Regions from separate parts of the Homo sapiens genome. Here region 1 is linked to region 2. The links are chromatin loops, found by intact Hi-C in ENCODE. Cell type or tissue: natural killer cell. All regions are shown on one strand. Links, peaks and the distances in the headings refer to the core of each region. The heading gives the core; the rest is flanking DNA. Region 1 has its middle 180 kb from the start of MAF. Region 2 has its middle 330 kb from the start of MAF.

Region 1 (15,590 bases), core at 3,337-11,336, 140 kb before region 2:
CTGTTTTCATTTATTATTGTGTTGTAGCAGGCTAATGAATCTTAACCCTATTAAGATTCATGGTGGAAACAAATTGGTTTTCTTTCCATTTTAGTACCAGACTCGAGAACCTGAAGACATGACTGTTTTCAAGCATCTATCTAAGAATTTAATTTTTGATTGAATATGAATCACAAAATAGAAAGGTGGAGGCTAGGTTAGGTGGGTAAAAAGTAGGTTGGGAAATTCAAACTCAATACAGTTAAGTTGCTGGTTCCCAGGAGCTCTTGCACTTTGATTCCTGGGCAGGCCATAATTCAGAAGTTGGTGTATTTTTGCTATAAAGGACCAGATAGCAAATATATTAGGTTTTGTGGGACATGCTATCTCTGTTGAAACTGCCTAATTCTGCTATTATAACACTAAACAGCTATAGCCATTATGTGAACCAGTGAGTGTGACTGTATTCCAATAAAACTTTATTTACAAAAACAAATGGCCCACAGGCTGTAGTTCACCAACTCCTGGGGTAGATGTTGCTGCCATTCATGATTTGGATAATTCTGTGGATGGAACACACAAGTCATCGGGTTTGATTTGCTCAGACTCCTCACCATAGCCTCCACGGCCCTTATAGGAGGGGCTGACATCACATCACATCTTCCACATCTTGGACACGCTGGCCTCCTTGCTGCTCTCCAGACAAGCCAAATTCATTCCCACCTCCTCTCCTTGGTCCTTGCTGAGCCCTCTCCCTAGAACAGGTTCACCAGATTTAGCAAATGAAAAACAGGACACCCAGTTAAATTTGAATTTCAGATAAACAACTGATAACTCTTGCGGTATAGGTACATCCTATGCAATATTTGGGATATGCTTATTCTAAAACATGTTGCTCACGTGCACGTTACACTTAACTGAACGCCCTGTATTTTACTTGGCAACCCTATCTTAGAATCCCCTCCCTCTTGGGCTTTACCTGGCTGGCTGCTTCTTGCTTTTCATCACTGACATCACATCCTCAAAGTTTCCTTTCCTGCTTATCCTAGTTGGTTTCCCCTTCCAGGCACTTTGTCACTCCACCTGTCTTATTTTCTTCTTATCTGAAGTTATCTTATTTGCTTAACTGAGTAGTATCTGTCTCTCCATGACAGCAGAGACCTTACCTCTTTTATTCCTCCATATATGCTGAGTGTTCATAAGATTAGTGCAAAAGTAATTGCATTATTTTTAATAGCAAAAACTGCAATTACTTTCGCACCAACATAATAGAATGGTAACTGGAACATAATAGGTCTTCAATAAATATTGTTGAATGAGTGAGTGAATGAGTTTTAAATCATACTCACCCGAAAGCCAGATATGCCCCCCAAAGGAATGGGGATATGAATAAAACTAGCAGCTACTGAGCACTAAGTATATACCAGGGACGGCCCAGCTGCTTACTCTCTGCTAAACCCCAGAAGTGCATGGAGCAAGCTGTCTCCTCAATTTAAAGATGAAGAGAAAGAGGCTCATTGAATCTCTATGACTGGCTCAAGGTCTTGGAGGCAGTAAATGGTCAAGGTGGGAATCAGGTCTGTCATTTTAACCCAAGACTCTGGGGTCCCCGGGACTCTACAGAGAGTCCATGACAATGAAATGCTTTCTTTGAATTTCATTTTATTGGAGCACTAATAAAAACAGAAGAAAACCTCTGGCCCGTGCAGAAAGGAAAAGCCCCTTCACTTTGACGTCATTGACTAAATCACTTCTTCTTTCAACCTAATTCTTCGCAACCATGAAATATGCTGAATAAGGTTCTTAGAACGAGTGGTTAGGAAAACAAAATAAAGCAGAGAAACCCAAAATAACACATCAGCTCAGGCTTCATTTTTCCAGAATGCTCTGTCCTCGGTGTAGAATAAACAGTGATTCTACTTTATCATGCTCTCATTAAGAATTCACTACTCAAGGCTGGGCGTGGTGGCTCACACCTGTAATCCTAGCATTTTGGGAGGCCAAGGCGGGTGGATCACCTGAGTTCAGGAGTTCGAGACCAGCCTGGCCAACATGGTGAAACCCCATCTCTACTAAAAACACAAAAATTAGCTGAGTGTGATGGCACATGCCTGTGATCCCAGCTACCCAGGAGGGTGAGGCAGGAGAATGGCTGGAACCTGGGAGGCGGGGGCTGCAGTGAGCTGAGATTGTGCCACTGAACTCCAGCCTGGGGGATAGAGCAAGACTCTGTCTCAAAAGAAAAAAACAAAACAAAAGAATTCACTACTCAAGAGGCTGAGACAGGAGGATGCTTGAGCCCAGGAGCTCAAGGTTGCAGCGGCCAACAATTGTGCCATTGCACTCCAGCCTGGGTGACAGAGCAAGAACCTGTCTCAAAAAAAAAAAAAAAATCACTTTTCTTCATTTACTAACTGTCTTTCCCTTTTCTCCGGCCTGGTTTAGAATGTCTATCATCTTCCCTTCCGAGGTTTCTGTCTTCCGATCTGTAAAAGCTAAAAGTAGAGGAAACAAATGCATATTACTAAGTGACAAGAGCCAGTCTGAAAAGACTACATACTGTATGAATCCAACTACATGACATTGTGGAAAAGCCAAAACTATGGAGACAGTAAAAAGATCAGCGGTTGCCAGGCACTAGCAGGGAGGGAGGGATGAATGGGCAGAGCACAGAGGGTTTTCAGGGCAGGAACATGGCTCTGTGTGATACTAGAATAGTGGATACGTGTCATTATACATTTGTCAGTCCCATAGACTGCACAGCAGCCAGCGCTTATCCACAAGGGAATACGTTCTGAGACCTGCAGTGGATGCCTGAAACTGCGGACAATAACAAACGCAATGTATATTGTTTTCTCTTGTACGTACATACTTATGATAAAGTTTAATTTGCAAATTAGGCAGAGTAAGAGATTAACAACGGCTAATAATAAAATAGAACAGTTATATTAATATATTGTAATAAATCTCTCTCTCTCAATTTTTTTTTTTTTCTTTTTGAGACAGAGTCTCGCTCTGTCACCAGGCTGGAGTGAAGTGGTGCGATCTCAGCTCACTGCAACCTCCGCCTCCCGGGTTCCAGCGATTCTCCTGTCTCAGCCTCCCAAGTAGCTGGGATTACAGGTGCCTGCCCCCATGCCTGGATAATTTTTGTGTTTTTAGTAGAGACGGCAGGGGTTTCTCCACGTTGGACAGGCTGGTCTTGAACTCCTGACCTCAGGTGATCCACCCGCCTTGGCCTCCAAAAGTGCTAGGATTACAGGCATGAGCCACCGCGTCAAGCCTCAAAATATCTTATTGTACTGCAGTCACTTATTTGTGGGCCGCGGTTCACCGCGGATGACTGAAACCTTGGAAAGAGGCCTTGGAAAAGGGGGCACTGCCGAGCAACAGCTAAAGTGAACCCTGATGAAACTCTGGGCGGTAATGATGTGGCCAATGCACCACTCTGGTGCGGGAGGTTGTTAGTGGGGGAGGCCGTAGGGGGAGGGGGGCAGCAGTGATTTGAAAAATCACTCTATTTTTTGTTCTATTTTGCTGTGAACCTAAACATTCTCTAAAATAAAAATACTCTTATAAAAAAGAAAAGCCAAGAAGCCACATCTTCTGATCTTGTTTTTTTGGCGTGGGAAGGGCGTGTCAACATGCGGCCACTGTGTTCAGAAACGTGACTGTGTTCACGCGTTGTTTTGTCTGCCGTCGCTGCTGCCTGGAGTGGGTGCCCTGTCCCACGTTGGCCTCGTGCCCACAAAATCACATATAACGTGACACACATTTTGTTCGCCATACAAGAACACTGATGCACATCTATAAACAGCACATCTGAGGGATCAATCTTATTGATTTTCTTTTTTCCAAGTGCCTCTGTCAGAATGAACACAAAGTATTAGTCTGTCTCCCAAATCCACAGGCGTGTTATTGGATTCCTGCAGTTTTGTAGGTGCTGGCCACAGTCACTTTTGCAGTATGTTTACTTGAAGAAGATGCAGGAGAATTGTCAAATGGGTTAAAGAAAGAAAAAAAAAAACCGTGTGTTACCCTCTGAAAAATTGTCTGAATTCACTGGTTATACTCCAGGACTCTCCATGGAAAGTGTGAGTGGAAAACATTTTTTTTTTTCCGGGAGATTTAAAATGCCTTGGATCATGAATGACCAAAGAAAGCAAAGTTTGCAAAGTAAGGGTGGTTAATGGATGAACAGATCATGGTGATGCTGTGACACTGCCACCCTGGTGTCCCTAAAGCTTCCTGCACTCTTGATTAGGTATACAAAGATGATTTCTTCCTCGTGCCAAGGTGAGCTCGGTCTAGGTTTTCTTCTGAATTGTGGCATCTGTGATGAAAATCTCCCCGGCTCCAGAAAATCATCTGAGTGGGGCTGTTCTCATTTTGTCTGTTTCTTCAAAGAGGAACGGGTCAGATCTTGTTTTTCCAGAACAGACATGGAAGATAAGAGGTGGAACATCCTAGACACCAGAGAGTTGCCCGGCTCAGTGCGGCTAAGCCTGGAAGCCTGAAACAGGCTCATCAATAAGCTCCCTGCCTTGCCATCGGCATGGAAACTGTAAGGCGACTGAGGACAGAATCACTGATTTCCAAACCTAGGATGCTTCTAGCAGAAATTTCCACTTCCTCTTGTGTCCTGTTTTCTCAATCTCTGTCCATTTGTGCTGAGTCAAACGTAAGGAAAAGGTGAAATATTGTGACACCAAAGGCTGAAGCCTTGTTCCAAGGAAGTGTCGAGTTCTGTCATTTCCTTCCTTTCAGCCTCCTCAAATCCTCCCTCTATGGGAGGCTGCTGGGAGCCAAAACTGCTGTGTTTGGCCCATGCTGATATTAAACTTCTGAGCACCCCATGATTGCCCTTACCTGGCCAGCACACCTTCACCCTGGCAGAAATGTCCATTTTCCTGAGGGGGGAAGTTAATTCGGAGTTTGGTCCACATTTAGACTGGTGTATTTCCTGTGCAAACACTGCTGACATTTATGAAAACTAATTTAATAAATGTCTGTGATATAGCACTTATTAACATACCACAAAATAGCTCCAGAGTAGCCCATTTTAATCAAATAAATTGTTGCTGCTGGTACCACAGGCTGTTCTTTTATTATGGGGAAGGCAGCAGCCCCCAGCAGAGGAGCAGGAGACGGAGTTTGTGTGGGGCCCTGTGTTGGGGCCTGCAGCTCCACCCAACCATGCGGTGAGGAGCCTGCATCTCTCTGCATTTGCTCCTGATATGAGATAATGAAAAATTGCTTATCATATATCATCTCCATAAATCTTAGCGACAATAAGTCATAAAACCTTGTGTCCTTACATATGGTAGGCGCCCGGGGATCATGTTGCCATATGTGAACAGCAGCTTCTAGGAGAGAGAAAAAAATTCTGTTGCATAAGAAAAACTTCCAGAACTGCTTTCCATACCTAGAGTGAGCACGCCTCCCGCCCTTCCCCATCTATCCTGTTTTATTTTATTTTATTTTTCCTTTCCTTTGCCCCCTCACCACGGGGCTGCCTCCCTTTGTTCCAAATTACCATCGGAAGAACTCCCAGCGCACTAATTAGGAAATTTTGTGGTTTGCTAAATTTTCTTTCTGTCTGTCACAACAGAATGAGTGAATAATCGTCCCCAGCCCCAACGTAGGACACAGGTATTCAGGCTTTGTGTGGCTGAACAGGGGCTCTTTTTTTCTCTGTGGCTGCTCCCAGCTGACCGTGAGGCCCCAGCCCGAAAACTGTCCCCAGATAATGAGAAATGCCTATTTATTTTTAAAACTCAACTCGTTTTCATATCTATCAGCTAAATTAAAGGAGACACGAGAAGATGGTCTCTCAAGCCCAGCCGCGCTGGAGCCTGTGTTCTCGAGACACAATGAGAGGGAATCATCCGGCTTCAGGCTGGCAATGAAGATAGGTCCCTGTTTTCTTCCTCAGGCCAGTTGCACACTTGAGATGTAAAAAAGGGTCAAGGATTTTCTTTTTCTTTTTTAGTTCAACAATTTGATTATCTGTTGCCTCTTGCACAAGGCCAGACCCGCGCAGGAGGAAAACACTCACACATAGGCCAGTCGGGGGAAACTCTCCGGGGTGAAGCAGAGGACCCCTGCAATTTATCATTTCTAAGAATTCCCATTTCCAGGCGAAAATACGGATGCGTTATCGTGGAAAGTAACGTGTGCCGCGTCGTGTGGAGCTCTCCAGCAGCGTCTTATCTGGCCTCAAGAGGGACACTCCTTTCCTGAGATATTTTATCCAAAAGCTGTAAACAAAACTAAGCTCCTGATATTTGGTCAACAAGAGAAAACACTCTGACAGCCAAGCAGGAAGTTAGAGGGCCATGTGGGGAGGGGACGGAGGACCGTACTGCTCCAAGAAGGGGAAGCAGGCTAGGCAGGCTCGGTAGGGCTGGGGACCCCCGCCTCCAAACCTCTGCTCGCCCCAGCCCTCCCTCCTTCGGTTGTCTGTCCCCTTTCCCATGATCCTGTGCAGGAAGCCCACTTTGAGGACCACCAGTCCGCCAGCCCATAATAACATCGCACATCCAAATAGCATGACTTGAACCTTTGGGTCACCCTTGGAAACCGGCTGGGAGAGGGAGAAGTATCCCCTCCACCTTCAAAATAGAATGGGGATAGATACTGCCAGGAGTTCTTTTGATGTTTGGCACCAAGTTGCAGACAGACTGACTTTGTGCTATTCTGATGCTAATTATTTTACCAAGTGATATCTGATTGTTTCTATAAAAGGTTTATGTCGGTGTAGTTCACCACAGGCTTTTTAATGACCTCAAGATGGAAGCAAGAAATGCACCCAGAGTCCATTAAAGAATTAGGTTCTATGAACGCCCAAGTCTGCTGGAAGGGGTCGGCTGCAGGCACCTCCTCAGCCTCAAATGAAAATGAGAATGGTGTGCCCCTGGCTGAATAACTTTTGCTAAAAGAAGGCATAAAAAATACCCTTTCCGTCTGTGAGTTCGGCTCATAGCATGTCTTGGGAATTCTGGCATTGTGGAAACAACATGTTTGCCTGGATTCCATGTTTCTAACTTGAATATAAAGCTGGTGTGCTGGTGTGCAAATAAGAATAATTATGATTGTTGTCACAGTCATCACTGTAATACTTCATGAGTAAAAAACAAAAGGCTGTCTACCATCTTCCTAAAACTATATAACACTTCATTGTCTCCCCTTTACCCATGAAGAAATAGTCAAAAAACAACACAGCGGCTTCCCCAACTTTCTACAGGGAGAGGGTAGCAAGCTGCTTCAGGTCATAGGATGCTCTCTGGTCAGCAGGGTCTTCTAATCCCAATTCCATTTCTTGGCCTTGGACAGAACTGATGCTAACTGACCATTCGGAGCACCGCGCTCCCAGGAACAATATCTGAGTCACGTCTTTCCTTTCTATTTCTTCATCTGTAAAACTGGAGTGGGGGTACGGCCACTCCCTCCTGGATATTTAAAACTTTCAGCTTTAAAAATATTCAATTCTATGAAAGTCACAGTAAATGCCTGATCTTTTTTTTTTTTTTGCAATTTAACCATAAACCACTTCCTTCTTTTTATTCTTGCAAATGTAGTGTATCACCGTGAAGAGAAACAGAAGCACCTATATTTCGAAGAGTTTGTAAGAGTAAAGCCTGTTTCACATGCTGGGAACATATCACTGTGTTCCCAACATGTTGACATGGAGCTTGTCACAGAGACGCTTCCCAATAACTCATGGCTAAATGAATGAAAGGGATGACCTAATTCAGGTCCCTCAATCCCCAAGAACTCCATCAGACCACAACAGAATCAGAGGCAGTTCTGCTGCCACAGCTCAGCCATCTCCTGGTGGTGTCGTTGTCTAACTATTAGCAGTGAGCAATCGCCCCACTTCCATCCTGTGCCGCGGGTGGCAGCTTAGGGGCACACACAGCAGCTGCAGCCCACCCAAAGCTGGGCACATCCCCTCTGTCAGTGCTGCTGGTAGGAGACAGGTGCTGTGCTCGGGCGCAACCAGACACACGGCACTTTGCTAAAAGGAGGTAGGGAAGGTCTCACCCAAGAGGGATGCTTGGTAGGAAGTTCAGATTTTCATAGGGAGGGACATTCTAAGGACCGTAATACAATACACCAAGGGATGCAAGAGTATGGCCCCTGGAGAGAAGAGGGAAGCTGAGATTTGTCAAGGGGTTTGTGACTTGAGAGTTGCCATTGTTTTACAGATAAGGAAGCTGAGGCTCCGGGATTTTTAATAACTAGCCCCAAAGGCACCCAATAGAAAGGGGAGGGCCCAGGATCAAACCCAGGTCTAACTGACTCCAAAGCCCATGCCCTTTCTAATATGGCACAAGCAGAAGGGAGGGGTGGAGGCCTAGAGAGAGAGCAGAGCTGTCAGTGGCCCCGAGGCAACCATAGGATGCAAGCTGCTTTGTAGCTGCAGAAGGAAAAGTGATCCAGGCTTTGAATGCTGACCACACTGAGCAAGGCAGCATCTCTGCCAGCCTCCCTCACAACCTGAGCCATTCCTAATTTAAGGGGACTTCTGCCCCAACACATAGCTCTATTCCTGGATAGTAGAGAGATTTTTCAATGGCTAGAGTCCTGAACCACCCAACAATTTTCCTTCCCTCCTTCCTTCCTTGCCTCTTTCCCTCCCTTCCTTGCTCCCTCCTTCCTCCTTCTTGCCTGCCTGCCTGCCTGTTCATCCTCCCTCCTTCCTTCTCTCCTTCCGTCCTTCCTCCCTTCCTTCCCTCCCTCCCTCCCTTCCTTCCTTCCTTGTTCTTTCCTTCTGTCTCTAAAATTTGTTGACTTGTATCCTGTGCCCAGCACTTTGCTAAGTGCTAATGAACTAACAAGAGTCCTGCCCGTGTAGCTCTCCATGTTTGGGTGAGCTCATCCGTGGTTGAGGACAATGTTAGAGCTGCTCTCAAAGATTTCTAGTTCTCGCTTCCTGCAGGGCACACAGTCCTTTGAGGTTAAGCCTGGGCATGGGAATAGTTTTGTTCAATGAAATGCAAAGGGAAACAAACATGTCAACTCTGGATGGAAGCATTCAAGAGCTGGTGCAGAATTTCCTGTGGTCTCTGTTCCCCTGCCTCAGTGATTGGGGACACCCTATGACATGGAAATCCCATAAGATTTGAACAGTTTAGAATGCTAAGACAACACATGAACTAGTGTCGTGGAGGAGTTCCCTGGTCCTACAATGGATATCACGTGCATGTGCATCTTTAAGTTTTTGATATTTGGAAGTTGTTTGTTATTACAGAGTCTAATACAGTTTTTCCTGATTAACAAAACTCCATTTTGATCTTGGCTCCCAGCTGCATCTTTCCTTATGATTTCTCTCTTACCCAAACCATCTCTTTGAGACTTTGGTTTTCCTTCCAGCTTTCAAGCTCCTTGAGCACTAGTCCGTGTCTGTTTACCTCTGTATCCCACTGATATAGTTTGGATATTTGTCCCTTCTAAATCTCATGTTGAAATGTGACCCCTAGTATTGGAGGTGGGGCCTGGTGACAGGTGTTTGGGTCCTGGAGGCAGATCCCTCATGAATGGCTTTGTGCCCTCCTCACAGTAATAATGAGTTCTCACTCTATTAGTTCACATGAGATCTGATTGATTTTTAAAACAACCTGGCATCTTCCCTTCTCTCTTGTCCCTCTCTTGCCATGTGAAATGCTGGCTCCCCTTGCCTGCTACCATGAGCAAAATCTTCCTGAGGCCTCACCAGAAGCTGAGCAGATGCTGGCACCATGCTTCTTGTACAGCTTGAGAACTGTAAGCCAAATAAATCTCTTTTCTTTGTGAATTGCCCATCCTCAGGTACTCCTTTGTAGCAACACAAAATGGACCAAGACACTCTCACACTTGGTTTAGTGTCTGGCAAAGAACAAGAGCTCAGCCAATGTTTGTTAAGTGGATAAGTAAGAGAATGTATGAGGTATACACCCTCAACCACCAAGCTGGCAAAGGCAGTACTAGACTAGGCAGTGACCTAAAAGGTACAGGAAGGATGGATTTGTGAGCTCAGACAGCTGAGGGCATTTGGCCAGCTACTGATGGAGCCAGCATCTGAACTCAGGTGTGTTGGCCCCAAAGCTCATCCTCTTTCCATCTCAGCACACTCACTGATTCCCCACTGGATTTGGGAATGTGGCCTACTTTTGCCAATCTTTCTTCTCGAATGAACGATGTGTTATCATAATGTGCTTTACCCCACAAAACCACCCTTCCCCTGGCAGAGTAGGGGTTGCCTCTTCGGAAAGATTGCTGACCATATTATTACTAAGAAGGAAAATAACTAATATTACTCGAGTATTTCCTGGGTTTCAGGCACCTGATCCCACAATGGAGATTATCTGTGTGTGAAATACATACATTATTGACATATGTTATTTTATCTAATGCTTATAATAACTCTATGAAGTAGGTCTCATTTTTATCCCTGGTTAAAGAGAGAAAGATATAGCTCAGAGAGGTAAAGTAACTGGATCAAAACTGCACAGCTCGGCCGGGCGCGGTGGCTCACGCTTGTAATCCCAGCACTTTGGGAGGCCGAGGCGGGTGGATCACGAGGTCAGGAGATCGAGACCATGGTGAAACCCCGTCTCTACTAAAAATAAAAAAAAAATTAGCCGGGCGAGGTGGCAGGCGCCTGTAGTCCCAGCTACTCGGAGAGGCTGAGGCAGGAGAATGGCGTGAACCCGGGAGGCGGAGCTTGCAGTGAGCCGAGGCTGCGCCACTGTACTCCAGCCTGGGTGACAGAGCGAGACTCCGTCTCAAAAAAAAAAAAAAAAAAAAAAAAAAAAAAAAAAAAAAAAAAAAAAAAAACTGCACAGCTCACAAGTAGCAGAGCTGGAATTGGAGCACAAATCTAACTCCATAATGGAAGCTTGTAACAACTGTTTTATGTCACAACTTGTCCTGGGGAGTATGTATGAGTTTATGAGAAAGAAAAGGAGAGAGAGAGGCTTCTTGGGGCTGGCAATAATATAGGAATATTTTTTTCTCTACTTACTGTTTATCCAAGTTTGTCACTTGTGTTTTTACAGGAAGCTGTAAGGACTTCCTGCTTTAACTCTCACAGATGCTGACCCTGATAATCCCCTATTTACATACCTACAGGGCAAGGCGAAGCCCAAGGTGCTGACTCTTGTGAGATTTCAGGACAAGCACTGATGGATCACCTCCTCCCATATTATCTCTAGTGCCGCCTCCCAGAACGCTCTGGGTGTGAATGGGGGAGGGTTGTCTTTCCTCTGTCCTTTAGGACAGCTTTAAGCTCTGGAGTAGGCCCTTTCATACATGTTACTTCCATTGATCTTAACAACAACTGCTGGAGCCTATCTACAGGAACTGCGATCCCCATTTTATAGCTGAGAAAACCAAGGCTTAGCTTGAAGCAGTGCTCCTCAACTGGGCGCAACTGCCACAACTTGAGAGGGAGGTGCTGTGGCCAAAAGGGTGAAGGCCAAGAATCCTATTCAATATCCTGCAATACACAGGACAGCCCCTACAACAGTTACCCAGCCCAAATGTCAGTGCCCAGGTGGATAAATTTTGATTTAGATACTTCATGGAACATTCAAGCAATAGGGCTGGGATTTCAACCAATGTCTGTCAAGGCTGTGTACTACTCACAATGGAGGAAACACAGACATGGGGACCCTAAAGCCAATAGGGCCCTTCCCCAACACCTCCACATGGTGGCTTATCTGCCACCTGCACATACCTGGTACCACGGTAATCATACCCTCTAGGGTGTCAACTGGCCCTTTATCTGAACACAACTGTACCTCACCGTTGTGAACTTGTGCTCTTGACATCAGCCTCCCTGAAAGCTCATCTTTGCCATATTGTACTTGCATGTTTTATTTCTAAATTACCCCCAGTCACAGGCCTGTGAATCTTAAGGCCTGGCTCATTCATCTGAGACTATCCTCATATATTTCAATCATTTAGAAAACACTCACTCTCTGCCTGACGTGTACTAAGTGCTCAGTCTGCACAAGGGAAGCAAGGTGTCGCACAAAGTGAGTCATTATCGTGGTACTGGTAACAACAGCAACACTACTGCCACTTATGGAGCTTTCATACCATCCAGACACCATCTCATCTAACTCTCTGGTGACCCTACTACATATGTTTTTAAAGGGTGCAGAGGAAACACAGAAATGAGTGCCGAGGTTGCCTGGGTGGTTGAGGAAGACAACCTGAAGATCAGAGTAGAGATCTGGAAGAGGAATAGCTCTGTGGGTAAAGGCATAACATGCAGGAAGAGTGAGCAGCAAGAGGAAAAGCCTGGGGGAGCCCAAATCATGGTGTGTCTAGAAAGTTGCACAGAGTAATTCAGTAAATAAAGATAGTAGTTGGAGTTGGCCAGATGTCTGGCATCACACAGCTAAATCTTGTAATGACTTGTAATTGAGGTGATTCACCTCAATTTATAGGTTGCCTCCATCACTCAGGGCAAAAGTCACCAGACTTAGATGAAAAGAAGCCCAAACAGACCCCTGCAGGGCTCTCATCTTCTGCCCTGCAAACATTTCCAGGGCTTTCCCCAATGTTCATTGTCATGCAGGCTTCAGAGGCCTGTTTGAATGACACTGAGGTTGGTTACACAAAATAAAAGGTTCAGGGGATGGATATGGGGCAGATAACTCAAGTGTTCATAATACAGGAATTAGAATTATTTAGATGATGTTCATGTCCAAGTCAATAGGGATGTGACATAGAAAACCCAATTAATTCACCAAAGAGGTTATTTACTGAGCACCTGTCTTGAATGCTTGAGGGACAAAAAATAACGAGAAAGGCGAGGTCCCAGCCACCAAGGTTTCGAGGTCTTGTGAGAAAACTGCAAGGCGAACAAAATCAAGGACATTATGGAAAATCACCTGAATAGTGACTGGGGAGTGGAAACTAAAATGGGACAAGGGAGGAGTTGGTGAATAAAGGCAAGATCAAAGGAAGTCTCTGCAGAAGGCAGTACTCAGGCTGGTCTTGGAGGAAGGAAAAATGGATGGAACTAGTGAGGGCATTTAAGGTCCCTAAGACCGATATCTAAGGAAAAGTCAAGGGATCCTAAATTCAGGTCAGGTCCCCCCTCCCTGGAACATCACGTAAGGTCCTTCATTGTCAGGTATCCACCTCTATGCAAAGGGTTATCTCTGGCCTCTCTGCCTCCAATCAGGCCTGATTCACACCCAAACCCCAGCCCCTACAAGTCATCTGCCATCTATGGTCACACGATGGTTTCAAGCTTTTGTCCAGGCTCTTTCCTTTCTCTGGAAGATGAACAACTCTTTAACCTTATATGAGCAGCTCAAATGCTGCCTCCTCCATGCAGCCTTCCTGCATTCACTCTACTCTTTTTTCTTTGCCCTCATCCCATGTCACAGCCATGCATGTTACTGGTTGCCATGGTTGACCTTCTCAACAGAATGTGAGCAGCTCCTTGAGATCAGGGACTTGTCTAACTTTGTATTTCCTTCCACATATGTACCCAGCGCAGGGCACGATTCATACTGAAGGTACACTAATTATCTGTGGACCACATAGGTGAATTGAATAGGAAATGATCTTCTGCAATGAGCTGATTTACTCATAGAAATTTGGAGTGTGTTCGCAGTTGCTCAGTTCAATATGATGGCCACTAATGGCATGTGGCTATTTAACTTTGACAAAAGAAAAACTTCAGCCGAATTAAATTTAAAGGAGTTTAGCTGAGCAATGAAAGATTCGCAAATTGGGCAGCTCCCAGAATCACAACAGATTCACAGAGATTCCAGCGCAGCCATGTGGTGGAAAAAGATTTATAGACAAAAAAAGGGAAGTGACGTACAGAAATCGGAAGTGAGGTACGGAACGGCTGGATTGGTTACAGCTCGATGTTTGCCTTATTTGAACACAGTTTGAACACTCAGCAGTGTATGAGTGGTTGAAGTATGGCCACTGGGATTCGCCAAGACTCTGCTGTGGTTACAGGTGCATACTCCTAAGTTAGGTTTTCAATCTTGTGTACCTATTAAGCTAGGTTGCAATTCATCCACAAGGACTCAAATATAGAGGTATGGAGTCTTTCTCAGGCCATATTTAGTTCACTTTAACAATTTTAAGTTATTGACAATAACTGTAGTTTAGGGGTCGTACTAGCCAAACTTCAAGGCTTCAGTCACCACGTTTGGCTAGTGGCTATGGGATTAGTGCAGATATCGAACATTTTCATTTTAGCAGGAAGATCCACTGAACAGCACTGATCTAGCCTCTGTAGAGTAGGGATGGCCTTCTAAGTTTGTTCTCCTGTCTCTGTTCACACCCTCTTCCTCCTCCCCAAGTTTTGCTGCAGCCAACCCTCTGGGCAATTGAGCGTTGCTGTTTATACCATGCCAGGAGCTACAGAGGGATTCAGTGAGCTGGGTTTGGCTGAGGGTTATTACTACTCCGTGTAAATCAAATCACTCCTCCTGGGTGGGCTTCGGGCCTGCAAAGAGAGCCCAGCAGTTGTTATGTGAAGACACGGGCTCCTGTCATGGGAAATGCTGGACCCAAGCTATCGAGCAAGCTGAACTCAGCTCCAGTGGGCTACACAGGGTTCACAAACACCTGGCAGGCTCAGAAACACAGATGTCTCTCAGCCTTCAATTGAAAATGTTCTGAGTGTGCAGAATAAGGACAGAGCTATCTGGGAGTCTTCTTGTACAGATTTCTTGGAAAACAAGAAAACAGCGCGACTTCCTTTCCATGCCAACGTTTGGATCGCTGACTCAGTTAAAAGGCATTTATTGAACCCCAAGATCACTAGATTTCAAATATTATTGTTTTTTTCTATTTGAAGTGGATCCCTAGAATACAAGCCCAATTTATAAGGCGCCTAAAAAGAGTTTCTGTTCAGGTTGAGAGTGAGGAGGAGAACCTGGACACCTTTTGTTTGATCATCCTTCCAATGCCGTCCTGCTACACAACTCCAGGTGCTGTTCACACTGTAGTCTAGGTGACTCCCCCACCCACCCACCCCTTATGGTAGGTGGGGACACACGCAATTTGAAAACTCTGGTCTATGTGCAATCCTAATTTAAAAAAAAAAAAAAGCAGTAAAAAATACCTACTTCTACAGTTACAATAAAAATATTCTTTTTTCTATAACTCTTTTTAATGTGAGAAGTGCTTCTTATATGACCCCCCATCTGATTTCTTAACAAAGCTGGAATGAAGCCTTTGGGTGCAGGGATTCCCCTTATTCTTTTCTGTATCCTTAGTATCTAGTTTAGTTTCTGGAATACAGTAGGTGTTTAATACATTATTTGAGGGAGGAAATAAAAGGGAGTGGAGGAGAGAGAAAGGGATGGAGGGGAGGGAGGGGAAAACAGGGAGGAAGGAAGTGAAAAAAGAAAAGAAGGATGGAAGAATGAGAAAAAGGAAGAAAGGAAGGAAGGCAAGAATGAAGGAAGGAAGAAAGTTTATGACAGATTATTAGTTCCAGTTTACAGAGAAGGAAACTGAGGTGCAGCGAACTTAAGCAACTTATTAAAAGTCAATGAGATAATAAGTAGAAAAGCCACAATGTGGCTGGGTGCGGTGGCTCACACCTGTAATCCCAGCGCTTTGGGAGGCTGAGGCGG
Region 2 (15,590 bases), core at 4,673-12,672:
TTAAGTACCCTATGGCTCTCTTTTTTATTTGTTATGACCTCTGACTTCTTTTATTAAACCATAGATTGTATTTTCTAACTCTTTTTAGAGGCTTTCTTTCATCTTTCACGATCATCCCCCTAGACTTTGGGATTAGCTGGAGCATTTACCTAATACCCTTTGCTCATTACCCTCCATGTCCTTTTTTTTTTTTTCATATTGAAACTATTGGTTAAATGTATGTGCAAAAACAAGAAAAGGTATGTGCACATCTTCCGTCCAACCTCCTATCTTCTACTTCTTCCCTCTGGTAGCCTCTGGATAATCATTCATCCTCTATTTGTCTTCGTCTCTTCTTCCTCTTCCTCTCTGCTCTTTTTCCTTCTGTCTCTTTTTCTCCCTGTCTCTTGCTGCTTTTTCACCTGCCTTTATCTTTGCTTCTTCCCCTCCCATTCTGATCTGGGAGACACTCCTTTCTCAGGGTCGGGGGTGGCAATCACTAGACTGCTTTGACAATGGATCAAGGAAGAGGGAAACTAAATCTTCAGAGTCAATTCATACTCAATAAGGAATCCGCATCAGAGTCCTTTAAAATGTTCCCACGCTGTCTTAGGTGCAGTTCCTGAGGAGTACAATGGGAGAGAGTGATTCCTGGTGAGCAGTGTAGTGACAGGGAAGCCAGGATAGGAGCTAGTAATGCAGGGGCTGGACAAGACAGTGGATGGAGATGTGGGTTCAGCTGAAGTCTAGCATCACCCTGAGCCCACAGGGGCCCTGGAGTGTGAATAGCACTGCAGCACCCCAGAGAGAAGAAATATCTATTTTAAGCCTTCCAGTTCTTGGTCCTTGCTTCAAGCAGCCCTAGGAAACTCAAAAGACACATATGCAAGTGATCCCTCATGGTGGAAGAATGAGTTTAGGTGGTGGCCCCCCAAGCTGGCCTGTGCATACAGGTTTTGTTGCAGAATCCCAGGGGTTCTAAAACTTTTAAATTTGAACCTGGCCTTCAAATAGTTGCGAACATGTATTTGCCAAAATAGGAGGATAGAGGTTATGTTTTAATAGTTTCTTAGTTGGATTTGCCCTTTTCAAAACTTAGACTGCAGCTGGACTCTTGATCCAGTCCCCACAAATGTTGAGGTGAGTCTGCCCCAGACCTCTCTTCTCCCGGCATTTACACAAAACTGGATTTATCAAAAAAGTCCCAATTATAGAGTGACTTCTGCTGCAAGCCCGGTTAACCAACACGTGCAACTGGCTTAACCTTTTCTGGATTTTCCTAAATGTAATTTTTTCCCTTCTTAAAGAGAGCTGAAAATCACTTCTGGTTAATAGGGCAGCTTATCGAGCTGATGGTCTTCCTGTTTCCTTACCTGCTGTGGCCTCACATCATCATCAGAAGAATCACTCTGCTTTGGAGCCTGTGACAGGGGCAGCAGAAACCATGCTTCACATCAAAGCATCGAGAACACTTCCATTGCCCACAAACTGTGTCCCGGGCAAGCCCCGTATTTATAACATTTTCCAAATCAGTGTAATTTAGATTGCCTTTTTATGAAGAATAGGCTGGACTTTCCCCAAATCATCTAGTGCTCTGCCAAAGCTCTGGGAGAGTTATTTTAAAAACAATAAGCAGGTTGTTAAAAAAATATATAAAAGAAAAAAAAAGAAGCAGCAGCAGCTCTGCTCGAATGAATCCCAGGCTTGGAGGTCAAAGTGTAAGAGAACCCCTGCGCGAGGCAACATATGCCATTAGGAGAGGAACTGGCCACGGTCCTTGCCCTCTGGGGGTTCACACTTTAGTACAGTCAGATCTGAGCCACTTGCAGGGGTGAGGGGTCAGTGCTTGAATGTCCCTCTCTCCAGCTTCGTCATCCTGCAGCCCAGGATCCACCTGCAGTGGGCATCTCTGTTCTGTCCTGGCCTGTGCTCCCCGCTTCAGCCTCTTCCCCAGGTCCCATTCCCCACAGCTACTCAGAAAGCAAGTCCATGGAGTGTGCGTTCATGGAACAGAATGAAACTCAGAGCCACTAACCTTTACGTGTCCCTTAATAGAAGTGAAACCTCCTTGTAACTTTCAGCCCCATTTTCTCTTCACCCTAGGCTGGTATTGCTGTCATTCCCACTTTCCAAAAGAGGACAGTGAAGCTCAAGGAGGTCACAGTGACCCAGCCAGAAACAATGGAGAGCTGACTAGGACCCCACATGCATGGATCGGGGTGAGAATGAGGGGGTGGAGAGGGAAGAAGCAGCATTCTACCATTTCCTATGTGCGTGACCTTAGAGAAGTCATCTGATTCCTGAAGCCACTGGTTCCTGTCTATAAAATGTTGATGACAGGGCTACCTCCGGAGCAGCTGGAGGTGAGAATTGAATGATAAAATATATTCAGAATCTTTAGCATATTCCCCCAGAAAATAGGAAGCATGCTGTATCCTGTATACATATATTTGAGGGGTATAGCAAGTTTCCAAATTCTGAATTCCTCCTCCTCCAGCCTACAACTTTTCCATGGCCCCATTCCCCAGGAACCTGGTACACCACCTACTTTCACATTAATAGACGTGTTCAGTAGGCTGTGCCTTTGCCCCGAAGATCCAGTGTCAGCAGAAGGGGCAGACACTTGGGGGCCAGCAGGCAGGAAGGCAGGGAGCCATCTCCTGTCCCCCTGTCAGGGCGGGTCCCTGTTTGGGTAGCTCGACAGGCTTCCTGACTACGCAAATCACACCGAGAGCAAGGCTTGGTTTCTGAAACTGCTAGTGCCTTCTACCCACGAAACCCCAAACCCGGCACTCAAGGAGGCTAGAAACAGCTCTTGCGCTTTCAGACACAGACACGGAAAAAGCAATACTTCAAGCAGGCATCTTCCTTCCAAAAGCTCACTTTGAAAGTCAAGGGCCTCTTCGTTCTGTACACAAGAGAGAAAATGGTTCTTAGGTGAGAGAACAAGTTGATGGAAAAGCAAGCCGGAGGATTTGCAGGAGGGAAAACAAAAATCTTGGGAAGAGACCTTGTTTGTTTCTTTTTCCTCTCTGTCCTGGCAAGTCACAGGGATTTCGCTTCCAGAAGAAAGATGGCATTGATTTTTAAACCTGTAGTTTTTAAGCATGGTATTTATTTTCATCCAAGTAATGGAAAAGTCAGGAACATGCAACTAAAGATTTTGCTAAAGATTCACTTTCCCCTTGAACGGTTGCCATCTAACCTGCCCTTTTTGGGCAAAGGATGGCTGTCAGCTGGTCTCCCATTTCCCGAGACTGTCTCTGAACTTGCAGGGGGCAGGTACCTGGACGACTCAATCTAGTCCTAATTAGACAGCTGTGTCCTGTTGAAAGGAAAGAAGCAAACTTGTATTCACTTAGTACAGTTTTATAATGTTTGCAATCGCAGGCATTACCCCAGGGGCACCAATTAAAATGCACTTTTCCAGGCCTTCCCTTAGAGAGATGTCAAATTAGTAGCGCTGGGCAGATCCTAGGAACCTGCATTCTTAACAGATGTGCCCCACCCCCAGTCAACTCCCAGCCAATTCCCAAGTGTAGTGTTCCCCAGATCACACTTTAGGAGGCACAGATATAATGCCTCCTAAAGACCAGACACCTTGTGAGATGCTTCTCCTCACTTCCAAATTATTGGCTTGGGCAATTGTCGTATTTATACACACAGGCGTTATTACAGAAAAGTTGTCTCAAATTTTATAAACAGACACATAGAAGCTCAGGGGGATTAGGTAACTCCCTCCTGGTCACATAGAGAGGAAGGGATAGTTTGACTAGTGTCTGTACAATTCCTAAAGCCATCCACTACTTCATCTCCCTGACAAATGTAGGTGGCTCTTTTTCTCCTCTGTTAGCAGATACAATAGTACTAATAGTACTAATCTCAGAGAGTTAAATGAGATAATAATAGTAATAATAGTACTAATCTTAGAGAGGTAAATGAGATAATATGAAGTTTAGCATATGAAATTGGTGATATTCAACAATTTATAGCCTACAGATGCAGCAATTCCATATGGGTTGACCCAGGCATTGCAAAGTGCCTGCTACAGTCCTGTAACAAAGTCATAGCTCCATAAATGTCAAACATGATTAGAAACTTTTGTGGGTGGAATGGGCACCCCCCAAAAGTCATACTGAGGTCCTAGCTCCTGGTACCCCTGTATGCGAATTCCTTTGGAAATGCGGTCTTTGCAGATGTAATCAGGTTAAGATGAGGTTACACCGAACTGCACGTGTCCTAGATTCAATTACTGGCGTCTGCCTAAGGAGCATTTTGGGAGGCTGAGGCAGGAGGATCGCTTGAACCCAGTAGTTTGAGGTTACAGTGAGCCATGATTGCACCACTGCTCTCCAGCCTGGGGCACAGAGTGAGACCGGACTCAAAAAACAATAAAAATCAAAATTAAAAAAGAGAGATTTAGATACACAGGCACACAGAAGAGAAAACACCATGAGAAATGAGAACAGAGATTGGAGTGACACAGCCAGAAGCCAGAGTACGTCAAGGATTGCCCGCCGCCACCAGACATGGGAAGAGGCAGAGAAGGATCCTCCCCTGGAGCCTTGAAAGGAAGCGCAGCCCTGCCGACACCTCGATTTTAGACTTCTGGCCTCCAGAACTGTGGGGAGAATGAATTTCTGTTGTTCTAGGCCATGCGTTTTATGGTCATTTGTTAGGCAATCCCAGGAAATGAACAGGGAAGCTTTATCCTTTTCATCATCAATGTCGTCATCACCATCACCACCATGACCATCCTTTCTCAGAGCACAAGATGTGGCTCCTGCACTCCGATCCCAGTGCAGTGACCTCTGGCACTGATGGGTGATGTCAAAGTTGCTCAGTCCTAACCCAGCCCTTCACTTGCAATACCCATCTCAGCCTGGTTTGGTTTCCACCCAAATTTTAAAAGTTTCTTTTATGTTTCACACACATTTGTGCTTTTTGATGCTTTCCCAAGCTCCTTCCAGCTTGTGTAATGGAGACGTGTCCCTAAGGAAATGTTTCAAGAGACAGAAAGACAGAAAAATGGTGGCCACAGAACGCTGGGTAAACATTAACTCCTTTCACAACCCTCCTTTCTTGGATGACAAATCTGTGCTGGGGACCCCGAGTCCCAAGAAGGCCTGCTGCAAACATTTATTTAGACCAGTCTAAAGGGTCAGGGGCCTGCTACATAAAAAGCCTCAAAATGCACACTGTTCAGATAGGACTTGCAGGCTGGCAGAAAAACTCCAGGGTGGAGTCTGTGGCCTGTTTTCTTTTCTTTCCTTTCTTTCTTTCTTTCTTTTTTTTTCTTTGAGATGGAGTCTTGATCTGTCCCCAGGATGGAATGAAGTGGCACGATCTCGGCTCACTGCAACCTCTGCCTCCCAGGTTCAAGAGATTCTCCTACCTCAGCCTCCCGAGTAGGTGGGATTCCAGGTGCCTGCCACCACACCTGGCAAACTTTTTGTATTTTTAGTAGAGACAGGATTTCACCGTGTTAGCCAGGACGGTCTCGATCTCCTGACCTCGTGATCTGCCTGCCTCGACCTCCCAAAGTGCTGGGATTACAGGCATGAGCCCCCGCACCCTGCCTGGCCTGTTTCAAATCATTTTTCAATCAATACATGGTTTCCAATGAACTTCCTTTCCATTTTTGCACAGAAGAGATACTTCACTATGGTTCTCCTCTTGCCTTTCCCCTCAACAAAAATGGAAGTAAAACATCATGAGGCTGTAAGTTTTGTCTGTTCATTGACCATATTTTCCAAATAAAAAAAGCAGCATGTATTCCAAATTAAAAAGTAGCCATGACTGACAATGGGGCAGAATGTTTAAAATCTGCATTGTCCAAGACAATCTGCTGAAGAGACTACACTCTGACTTAGCCTCTGAGTTCAGATCCCATCTCATCATTAGGTCTTTGAGTCTGAGCAAGTGACTTTCCTTGCTCGTGTCTCTGTTTTCTCATCTTTATGAAGTCAGTCCTGTGAAATTACTTCCATTTTAAGAGTTGTGAGTATTCAATGAATAATGAACAACAGGAGTTTAGCAGAGTAACAAACATGCAACTTCTCAATAAATAGTTAACTATTATTCTCTTTTTTTGGAGATGGATTCTTGCTCTGTCGCCCAGGCTGGAGTGCAATGGCAAAATCTCACTGCAACCTCCCTGAGTTCAAGTGATTCTTCTGCCTCAGCCTCCTGAATAGCTAGGATTACAAGCGTGCACCACCACACCCAGCTAATTTGGGTATTTTTAGTAGAGACAAGATTTCACCATGTTGGCCAAGCTGGTCTCAGACTCCTGATCTCAAGTGATCCACCTGCCTCAGCCTCCCAAAGTGCTGGGATTACAGGCCTGAGCCACCACACCCGGCCTCTATTACTCTTTTTAGATGTAGAGAGGAAGGCTTTTATTTTGTCCATTCTGTATATCAGAAACTCAACATATGCATATCTCAGTTAAGGTCACTACCATGCAATAGTCTTTATGTTATAGCTCAGAGAGTTTAGGCAACATACACAAAATCACACAGCTACTCATCCCTGAACTTGAATTGAATCCTAACTGGATGCCAAAGTCCTTATCCTTTCCTCTATACCATGTTGGACTGTCTAGAATATGTTCAATCAAAATGAAGCCCCTCACCATAGAATGATGACTCACAGCCTTGACCCCTTGCACTGAGTCTTACAAGGGGATAGTCCTCCTGACTGCCCTGACTTGGCAGAGGGTAGGACTGCTGATGGTACAAAGACCATTCTTTGCAGCTTAAGCTCAACCCCCTGAACCCCATCTCCCTGGGCTCCAGAATCAGTCCACAAAAGCCTGGACTATGGAGTGCACTAACTGCCGGGCTATACAGTAGGGTCCTTTCTTCTGTTCTCAGTGACTAGACTTTGTACTTAGAGGTGGACTGAGGACCCGAAAGTCCATGTGCTGTCAGTGCTCCCTGGACACCAGAGTCTCCAGGGTGCAGCTCCTAGTGCATTTGCATTGGGGTCCCCTTGGGGAGCTTGTTAAAATGCAAATGGCTGGGCCTCTCCTGGAATTGCGCAACCTGAATCTCAGCTGGTAAACCAGACATCTGCATTTTTGACTAGTGTCTGAGTGAGCACGGGTTTATGGATCTTTGTGAGCCATAAAGCCACAGCTTTATTGTTTGTTCTTTTTTCTGAAAATTAAAAAAAAAAAAAGGCTGGGCAAAGTGGCTCATGCCTATAATCCTGGCACTTTGGGAGGTCAAGGCAGGTGGATCACCTGAGGTCAGGGGTTTGAGACCAGCCTGGCCAATATGGCAAAATCCCATCTTTACTAAAAATACAAAAATTAACCAGTCATGGTGGCGCATACCTGTAATCCAAGCTACTCGGGAGGCTGAGGCAGGAGAATTGCTTGAACCTGGGAGGTGGAAGTTGCAGTGAGCCGAGATCGTGCCCTTGCACTCTAACCTGGGTGACAGAGCAAGACTGTCTCAAAAAAAAAAAAAAAAAAAAAAAAAGGCAGACACGAAGTACCTAGAACCCAGCTGATTCTGCAGACCTCCAGCTATGGCAGACAGAATACTAGTCCCTCAAAGATATCCATGTCCCAATCCCTAGAACCTGTGAATATGCTATATTACATGGGAATTGCAAGGGGAAATTAAAGATACAGATGGAATTAAATTTGCTAATCAGCTGACGTTAAAATAAGGACAATACCCTGGACTATCTGGGTGGGCATAATTATTCACAAGAGTTCTTTACAGTGGGAGGGAGGCAGAAGAGGTCAGAGTGAAACAGGATGAGAAGAGCTTCACCTGCCATTGCTGGCTTTGAAGACAGAGGAAGGAGCCAAAAGCCAAGGAATGTTGCAGCCTCTAGAAGCTGGAAAAGGCAAGAAAACAGATTCTCCCCCACAGCCTCCAGAAGGAACACAGCCTGGCAGACACCTTGATTTTAGCCCAGTGAGACCTATTTGTGCATCTGACTTCTAGAACTGAAACATAAATTTATGTTGATTTAAGCCACCAAGTTTGTGGTAATTTGTTACAGCAGCAAATGGACGTTTCACTCATCAGGATAAAAGGGAGCATAGGTTCACATGGCAGCAATGAAAAGTCTAACGTCCACTTTAAATGCCTTTTTCGAGTCATGGAACTTCTCTTTCCCTGCACTGTCTGAGCCCAGAGATTAGATAAATGCTCTGACCACTGCAGAAGCTGGTGGGTTGCATTGTGTCTCAGCCGGGGTTGGGGCCAGAGGAGGTTCCCTAGGGGTTGAAAGCAGGGATCAGGGAGCAGACAGTCGTGGGGGATTCCCTGAAGGTCTGACTAAATGTATCTTAGGGCCCCAGCAAAACAAGGACACCGCAGAGCAAAACAAGAATTCCAACTTTGGTGAATTTTCCCACATTGTATTATCAATAACTTCGGCACAATGTCATTTTAACATACTTCTTACTTCTGTATTTTATAATTTAGAGTTTAGACACATTTTGGATTACATGAAATGCAGAAGAGGAGAGGCAAAATAAACTCTTCTAAGTTTAGGGTCTTGGATCAGGCTTTGGCAAGGGGGTCAATCAAGCAAAAGCCAATTGTTAGGAGTTGGCAAACAGGTGCCAAGACCAAAGGAATCAGGTCAACGTGGAGGACAGCAGGGAAAAATATCGGGTGCTCCTCTCGTTACCGAATTGTGGGTGGTGAGGAGAAGTTGTGTTGAGATGTTTAAAAAAATATGGTTGGGAGGAAAGAATGAATGAATGGACAAATGAATGAATGAATGGCTTTAACTCAGAGTATCGGCTCTTGGTGTGCTTTACGGTCTTCTCTGAAGGTCATAACTCTTCCCAGGTCTGTGCCAAACCTCAGGAAGTTCAGAGATGGGTGGGGCCACGTGGTCACAAATGAAAGTTGTCCTACTTAGGGCATCCGCATGGAGCGGCGCTGTGGTCTAGTTCTGAGCAAGTCGGTGTGCAGAGATGAAAGCTCCCACCTCCCCCTCCACTGATGTCTTTGGCCGTAGAGTCACACGCACAGGGCCTCCAGGGGGCTGGCAGCCCAGGAGCAGGCGACCCGCCCCAGCCTGAGCCTGTTACTCTTGGGCTCGTACTAAAGGGGGCTTAGGTCTCTGCACTTTTCATGTGGTGGCTTTCAAAATCGGAATCCACTTGAAGTGGTTTGGGTTTTTCTCTTCTCCGCCTGGTGTTTGCTGTAGAGAAACACCTTCAAACACAGAGAGCACCGCTCAACGCCTCTGTCTCTGAGCGCGTTCAGAGGAACCAGAGACGCCACATCAAGCTGAACGTTTTCATCAGAGACGCCCTGGTGGGGGCCCCCGCCTGCTGCCCACTAGGCAAAGGTTTTCTTTTACCCCCATTGACATCCCCCCACCCAAGTATTGGCTCACACGTACCTGTCGCTGGGAGAACAAACTACCCTTGTTTGTGTGAACGGACCTATTTGGAGAATTTGGAGGCCACAACAGGCAGAAAAATCCCTCTTGGATCCCATATCCTGTGTGGGCCCCCGTTTTGCTGTTGGAGTCTGCAGGGGAGGCAGAGGGGTCAGGGAGATTCTCACTTCTTCTGCTACTGTTACAGGCAGCACCTTCTTCCTCATCACCTCCCTGGTGGTGCCACCAAGCTCCATATTGTACCTTTTATACCATATTTGAAAGAAAATGCTGACTAAGCAAGGAAGAAACCTGGATAGATGTCTCAAGTCACATCCCTCAGAGACATCACATGCTCCAAATCATGTTTGGAACAACTTAGGTTCCTTAGCAGTAGAGATGGATATTGATAGTTCTTCATCAATATCAACAGTCTTTATTAATATCAACAGACTTGTATCTGAGAGAGAAAATAAGCAATTGAGGGGTTGTGGATATTATTTTAATGCTTGAATTACCCAGAGGCTGTCACAGTCTACTCATGCATACTTACAGAGGACAGAGGGATTTTGGAGAGCAGGTAATTCAACATCTTTATTTTGCAGCTACACGAATTCCATCCTGAAAGTTTTACATGACTTGCCTAAGGTTACCGGGCATTTGTGCAGCTGCACCAAATGGCCTTATTTGTATTATGAGATTTAAGGGTATTTACATACATTGGGAGGCTGGGAAATTTTATTTAGTAGTAACCCAATGGAGGTTATGTGCCTTGTGAGGTGTGTACTCTCCTATCTGTAAATGGGGAAACAGTGAGCTAGGGCCCTAACATGGTTCTCACTTGAAAACTGTGGCCATGGCTGGGTGCGGTGGCTCACGCCTATAATCCCAGCACTTTGGGAGGCCAAGGTAGGTGGATCACCTGAGATCAGGAGTTCAAGACCAGCCTGGCCAACATGGCGAAACCCCGTCTCTACTAAAAATAAAAAATAAAAAAAAATGCCAGAAAGCCAGGCATGGTGGCGGGCGCTTGTAATCCCAGCTACTCGGGAGGCTGAGGCAGGAGAATCACTTGAACCCAGGAGGCGGAGATTGCAGTGAGCCAAGATTGCACCAGTGCACTCTATCCTGGGTGAAAAGAGTGAAACTCTGTCTCATTAAAAAAAAAAAAAACTCTGGCCATGTCTTTGTACTCACAAATTAGAGGGACAGAGTGTGTATGAGTGTCTCTGTCTGTGTCTGTGTATAGGGTTGTGGTCAGTGCATGGTGACCTCCCAAGCCACACTGCTTAGACGCACTCAGTGAATTACACCAGGAAGAGATCGCCTTCCAAGCCTGGACTTCAGCCCACACAAATCAGGGCCAGTGGGAGCTTTCTCCACCCTCCTCCTTCCTACTGTCACCAGTGTATTTACTTCCTGAGAGATGGTTGTGCCAGAAAGTCACTGCATCTAGATTTGGGATTATCACTGGAAACAAGCCAGCCCTACCTAAGCAATGATGGGGCTAAGACTAAATCTTTCCCTTGGTATCCTGCCTATAAATCAGAGGAGCAGAGAGATGATGGATTCCAGCTCCTTGCTTTCAGATGGGGAATCTATGGTTCAAAGACTGGGTTGAGTGCCTCAAGGAGGCAGGATTCCTAGCTTTTCATCTGTTCTCCTTCCTCCACTCCACACATGCTCCTCTGCCCTTGGCCACATCTCCTTGACTGCAAGCCTTGCTACTACTTTGGGTTCTCAAGAAATATATCACACACAGCCACCCACTGTCTCAAGCCAGCAAAGAAAAAGCCCCCTGCAGCCCTCAGGCCAGCACACAATAGAACTCATACACTAGGATGCTTTTTTAAAGGGGTACCTTCTGTGGGAGCTAGATGCAGAAGGGATCTGCTTTTCAGGGGCTTCCTTTGTCTCTTCTGTCCCAAAGCTGCCTATTCCCTGATCTTCTAGGCCCTTCACCTCCTTCCACCCACCCCGAGAAGAGGTAGCTAGGAGACTTGAATTCCCGTAAGCATGCAGGATGAAAAAAACAGGATTGCAAAAAAACCCATAAGCCCTTCAGAGCTGTGATCTTTCTGGAATGAAACCAATGCATTCATTTCTTGAGAGATGAATGGACCAGGTTCGTCTCCATAGCTTGCTTCTAGGTTTGGGATTTTATGGAAATATGCAAGACCTTGCTTGGGTGACGATGGAGCTAAGGCCAAACCTCTCCCTTAGAGGCTTGCCTATAAAATAGAAAGTAGGTCCGTGGAGGTTGGAGTTCATTACATTCCTTTGCTTCCTTTTCTGGTGTTGCTACCCCTCACCCCTCACTCAGGGCGATTTGCATGAAAGGAAGTCTGAGAGGCAGGGACAGCCCCCGACCTTGAAGTCACAGGCCACAGAGAAGGAAGATGAGCCAAAACCAGAATAATTATCATTCTGCTCCTGCCCTTGAAGTTCACCGGAGTTTCAGATCAGCCATATTCTTCACCATGACCTTATTTCTGCAAGGGGAACCTCAAGATGCCATTAATCACAACTTAGATTTTTTTTTAAAGCCTGGTGACAAGACAGGGGTGTTGGCTCATTTGGGATGGGAGCTGTGGTTCAAGCCTCTGTCCACACCCACCCATACCTCCATTCGCCAGAGAGAAAGAAAGAGGTGTAAAATCTTGTTCCTGACTGAGAAGGGCTTCACGGCCATGGTGACACCTGTAAACCTACAGGCTGGATTTGCAACCATGTATGAGCCATTAGGGGCAGTGAGTGAGAGGAGGAAGGTGTAACTCACTCGGGTGCCCAGACCCAAGCCCGAGAAGCACATAGCCACTGCTGGAAGTCACTCCTTTGCTAAACAGCCCCTACATCACATCCAGCTTCCATTCCACGTTGGACTCTGATTTCAGTTCTCTAAGGCAAACACCAAGACATCTTGGGTGGTAAACAGTTCAATAAGCATTGAGACCAAATGACCAACATAGAGACAGGTCCCAGGGTTACAAGACATTAAAGCTGCTTTCCATAAAGATTTGGCCAAGAAAAGGTAGAAAGATTGGAAACTAGCAAATATCAAAACACCTACTATGAGCAAGCCACAGCTGAGGAGCTTTTATCTCTTAATTCTCACACTCCTAAGAGATCCTGATCATTACTCCCATTTATCAGGCAGAGAAAGAGAGGTGCAAAAGAGTGAAATGGCTTGCCCAGGGCTATACCACTGGTAAGTCACAGGGAAGAATTGCAGACAAGCATCTGACAATGCGGCTTGTGTGCATGATGTTGGCTGCCCCAGGTGGCCGGCAGCACAGTGAGAATTTCTTTCTCAGGATTGGGGTCCTCTTTTGAAACTGATATATGGAGTTGGTGGGCTTCCTGTTGCAATGTTTCTTGGGTAGTTTGATTTCTTTCAGCCTACAGTTTGGCTAATTCATTCTTCCAGTTCTTTTCATTTAGCTGAGAAATGCCATTGTTTCTTCCTTAATTTTTAAACAACTCTATGTCTGTTGTTGCAAAACCTGTTGTCCTAGTTCGACTACAGAAATGTGGCTACTGTGGGGAAAGGTGGTCACAATTGCTAACCTATATTACGTTCCAGCCTTGCACTTTTACTATGCATTGTCTGAATTCACTTTCACAGTAATCCTAACAGGCTAGTGCCATCATTACTATGACCATTTGACAGATGAGGAAATGGAGGCTTAGAGAGGTGAAGTGACTTGCTCAAAATCCTGCAGCCAGGAGCAAAAGACTCAGGATATGAACAGAGGTTTCCTACAAGCCCATGATCATAACCCTCAGGCTGAGACGACTACATTTTTCTTGCATGGTATGGGTACAGTTACGCACAATTCCGGTGTTTGTGGGGGAGAGGGGGTAGCTGATTCCAACCCCAGGGCTGGGAAGCTCATGTCCACACCCCATGGTCATGGAGGGCATAACAGAAGCAACGAGGCCACTCTGGGGGCCATGTTGTTTTTCTTGGGATTTATTGTGTGGGTCAAAACAGTAAAGATGTTCAGTGAGAGTTCAGAGACCCAGCTCCCCTAGAGGGGAGGATGTGACTCAGTGCCACCCGGACAGCTCTGCCAGTAACTGAGGTGTGATTAAGTCCCACAAGCCGGAGAACCAGGGGAAAGGCGTGCCCCCGCCCACACCCCCAGGCACCTGAGAACGGGCCAGGTGGAGTATTCCCCAGCCCACCCCATCCTCACTCCCACCTCCTAGTCTTAGTGGAAAGAAATAATCTGTCACTTAGGAAGCTCCCTCCAGACCCTTGTCCCCTGGCCTCATCATAAACATCTACTGGGCACATGTACGCTGCACTCTTTGTGTTCTCCCCTTACTCCTGACAACACCATTGAAGCAGGTGTTCATCTTAATCTCATTTCATAGAAGAGGAGGTAGAGGCTCACAAAGATGAAGTGTCTTGCCCAAAAGACTGAAGAACTCTCTCCATGTCATACTACCCGGTGCATCCCAGAGGTAGTGCCTCTGCACTGTCCGCCACCAGCTGATTGGCCGTGAGCCATTCTGCCATTATCCCTCTGTGTATCTTCACACTTGGTACTTGGCCCTAGAACAACAGCCCCGCAGCAGCGGGCAAAGGGGATTCCTCCCATTCACTGGCCCATTCACTCCTCCTTTCCCATACCACACACGTACACACACACACCTAAAACAATCTGCAGAGCTCACACTTTTCGTGTATCTCCTCTCCTCCTTGTTCTGGGTAGTGAGTCCTGAGCAGTAACCACGTGAACCACTTCCAGGCTGGCAGATCTAACTGCAAGTGCTAGCTGGACCCTCCATAGAGTGATTTTCATAATGGGCACAATACCCCACCACATCCAAGATGGCAGCTGCTTCATCAGTGTGAATCTTCATGGACAGAACTTCCACGCTGATCCATGGTGACCTGTAACTTCAGCAAAATTGAACTTTGTTGTTCTAGGCTTCTGAGATGTTGGGGTCTCTTAGCTATCCTGACTTTATAGTGTATTACATGCATAAGCAATTATTACTTAGGATGGATTCACAGCCCCATAGTGGAGACAGACTAGTAAATAACTATGGTAACTCATTCATTCAACAACAGTTTATTGAGAGCTGCCATGTGCTCCATGCTGTGCTTGAGTCCAGGAATGTGTGAGTCTCCCTGCAATCAAAGGAAAGATACATGTCATTACCATGATACCCTGTGAACACTTCTATCTCCTCATCTCCTCTTCATGAGCATTACTGGTTGGTACCTTTTTCTAACAAGGCAGGCAGCAGGATCATGTTCGGTGCCTTGCCTTCCAAGCCCAGTATCCTGTGTCTCACATAGTAGTTGCTCAAAAAATGTTTATTACATGACCAAATTATAAATAAATCCACCCAGCCCAATCCATCACTCTACCCTACTCTCCCTCATGTCTCAAGATGAAGAAGCTGGTTGAAGCTTGGAAGCTTAATTCTTATATAAGTAATAAAAGTGCAGCATCAGAGGTGAGGAAAGATCTTGATATCATGCATATGGCTATTTCCAGAAAGACAACCCAGTCCAAGTGTTCCATACACCACCATGTTGTTTTTTTCTTGGTTATCAACTTCTTTCTTTCCATCTTTCTGACTTTGATAATAACAGCCAGAGATGCTCTTATTGCCTTTTGGGACCTACCCCTTTGCTCTGGGAGTCCTCAGAACCCCTCTATTAAAGGCTTGGATTCAAGGTATATTACAGTAGTCCCCCCTTATCCATGGTTTTCCTTTCCAGGGTTTCAGTTACCCGTGGTCAACCATGGACTGAAAATATTAAATGGAAAATTCTAGACATAAACAATTTATAAGTTTTAAATTGTGTGCCATTCTGAGTAGTGTGATCAAATCCTGCTCCCTCCAGCTTTGGCTCTGTCCCTCAAGACATGAATTCTGGCCGGCTGTGGTGGCTCACACCTATAATCCTAGCACTTTGGGAGGTCAAGTCAGGAGGATCACTTGAGCTCAGGAGTTCGAGACCAGCCTAGGCAACACAGTGAGACCTCAAAGAAATAAAAGAAAAAGAAAAAGAAAAGAAAAGAAGAAAAGAAAGGAGAGGAGAGGAAAGGGAAGAAAAGGGAAGGAGAAAAAGAAAAGTTGAATTCTCCCTGTGTTCAACATATCCCTGCTGTAGACACTCCCCACCTGTGAGTCACTTAGCAGCCATCTCAGTCATCAGCTCGACTGCTGCGTATCACAGTGCTCATGTTCAAGTAACCCTTATTTCATTTGGTAGTAGC

What was found. A loop is a pair of places that touch in the nucleus more often than their neighbours do. Peaks named below come from ENCODE experiments on the same cell type or tissue, not always from the same donor. Only the 100,000 strongest peaks of a DNase experiment are listed, where the experiment ranks them.
Region 1: it touches region 2 in a loop (2.1-fold over the local background); 2 of 110 quality-filtered maps call a loop at or near these places.

Annotation. Positions count from the first base shown.
Region 1 is chr16:79,408,421-79,424,010 of GRCh38, reverse strand. It overlaps a transcript of MAF not described here. Among named protein-coding and RNA genes, the nearest start is that of MAF, 180 kb to the left of the region's middle. In natural killer cell, for the core only: no CTCF peak of the experiment used is centred there; a DNase peak (open chromatin) is centred at 7,730; H3K27ac peaks cover 852 bases.
Region 2 is chr16:79,265,829-79,281,418 of GRCh38, reverse strand. It overlaps a transcript of MAF not described here. Among named protein-coding and RNA genes, the nearest start is that of MAF, 330 kb to the left of the region's middle. In natural killer cell, for the core only: CTCF peaks have their summits at 8,997 (motif pointing right) and 9,199; DNase peaks (open chromatin) are centred at 9,038 and 11,728; H3K4me3 peaks cover 486 bases; H3K27ac peaks cover 1,221 bases.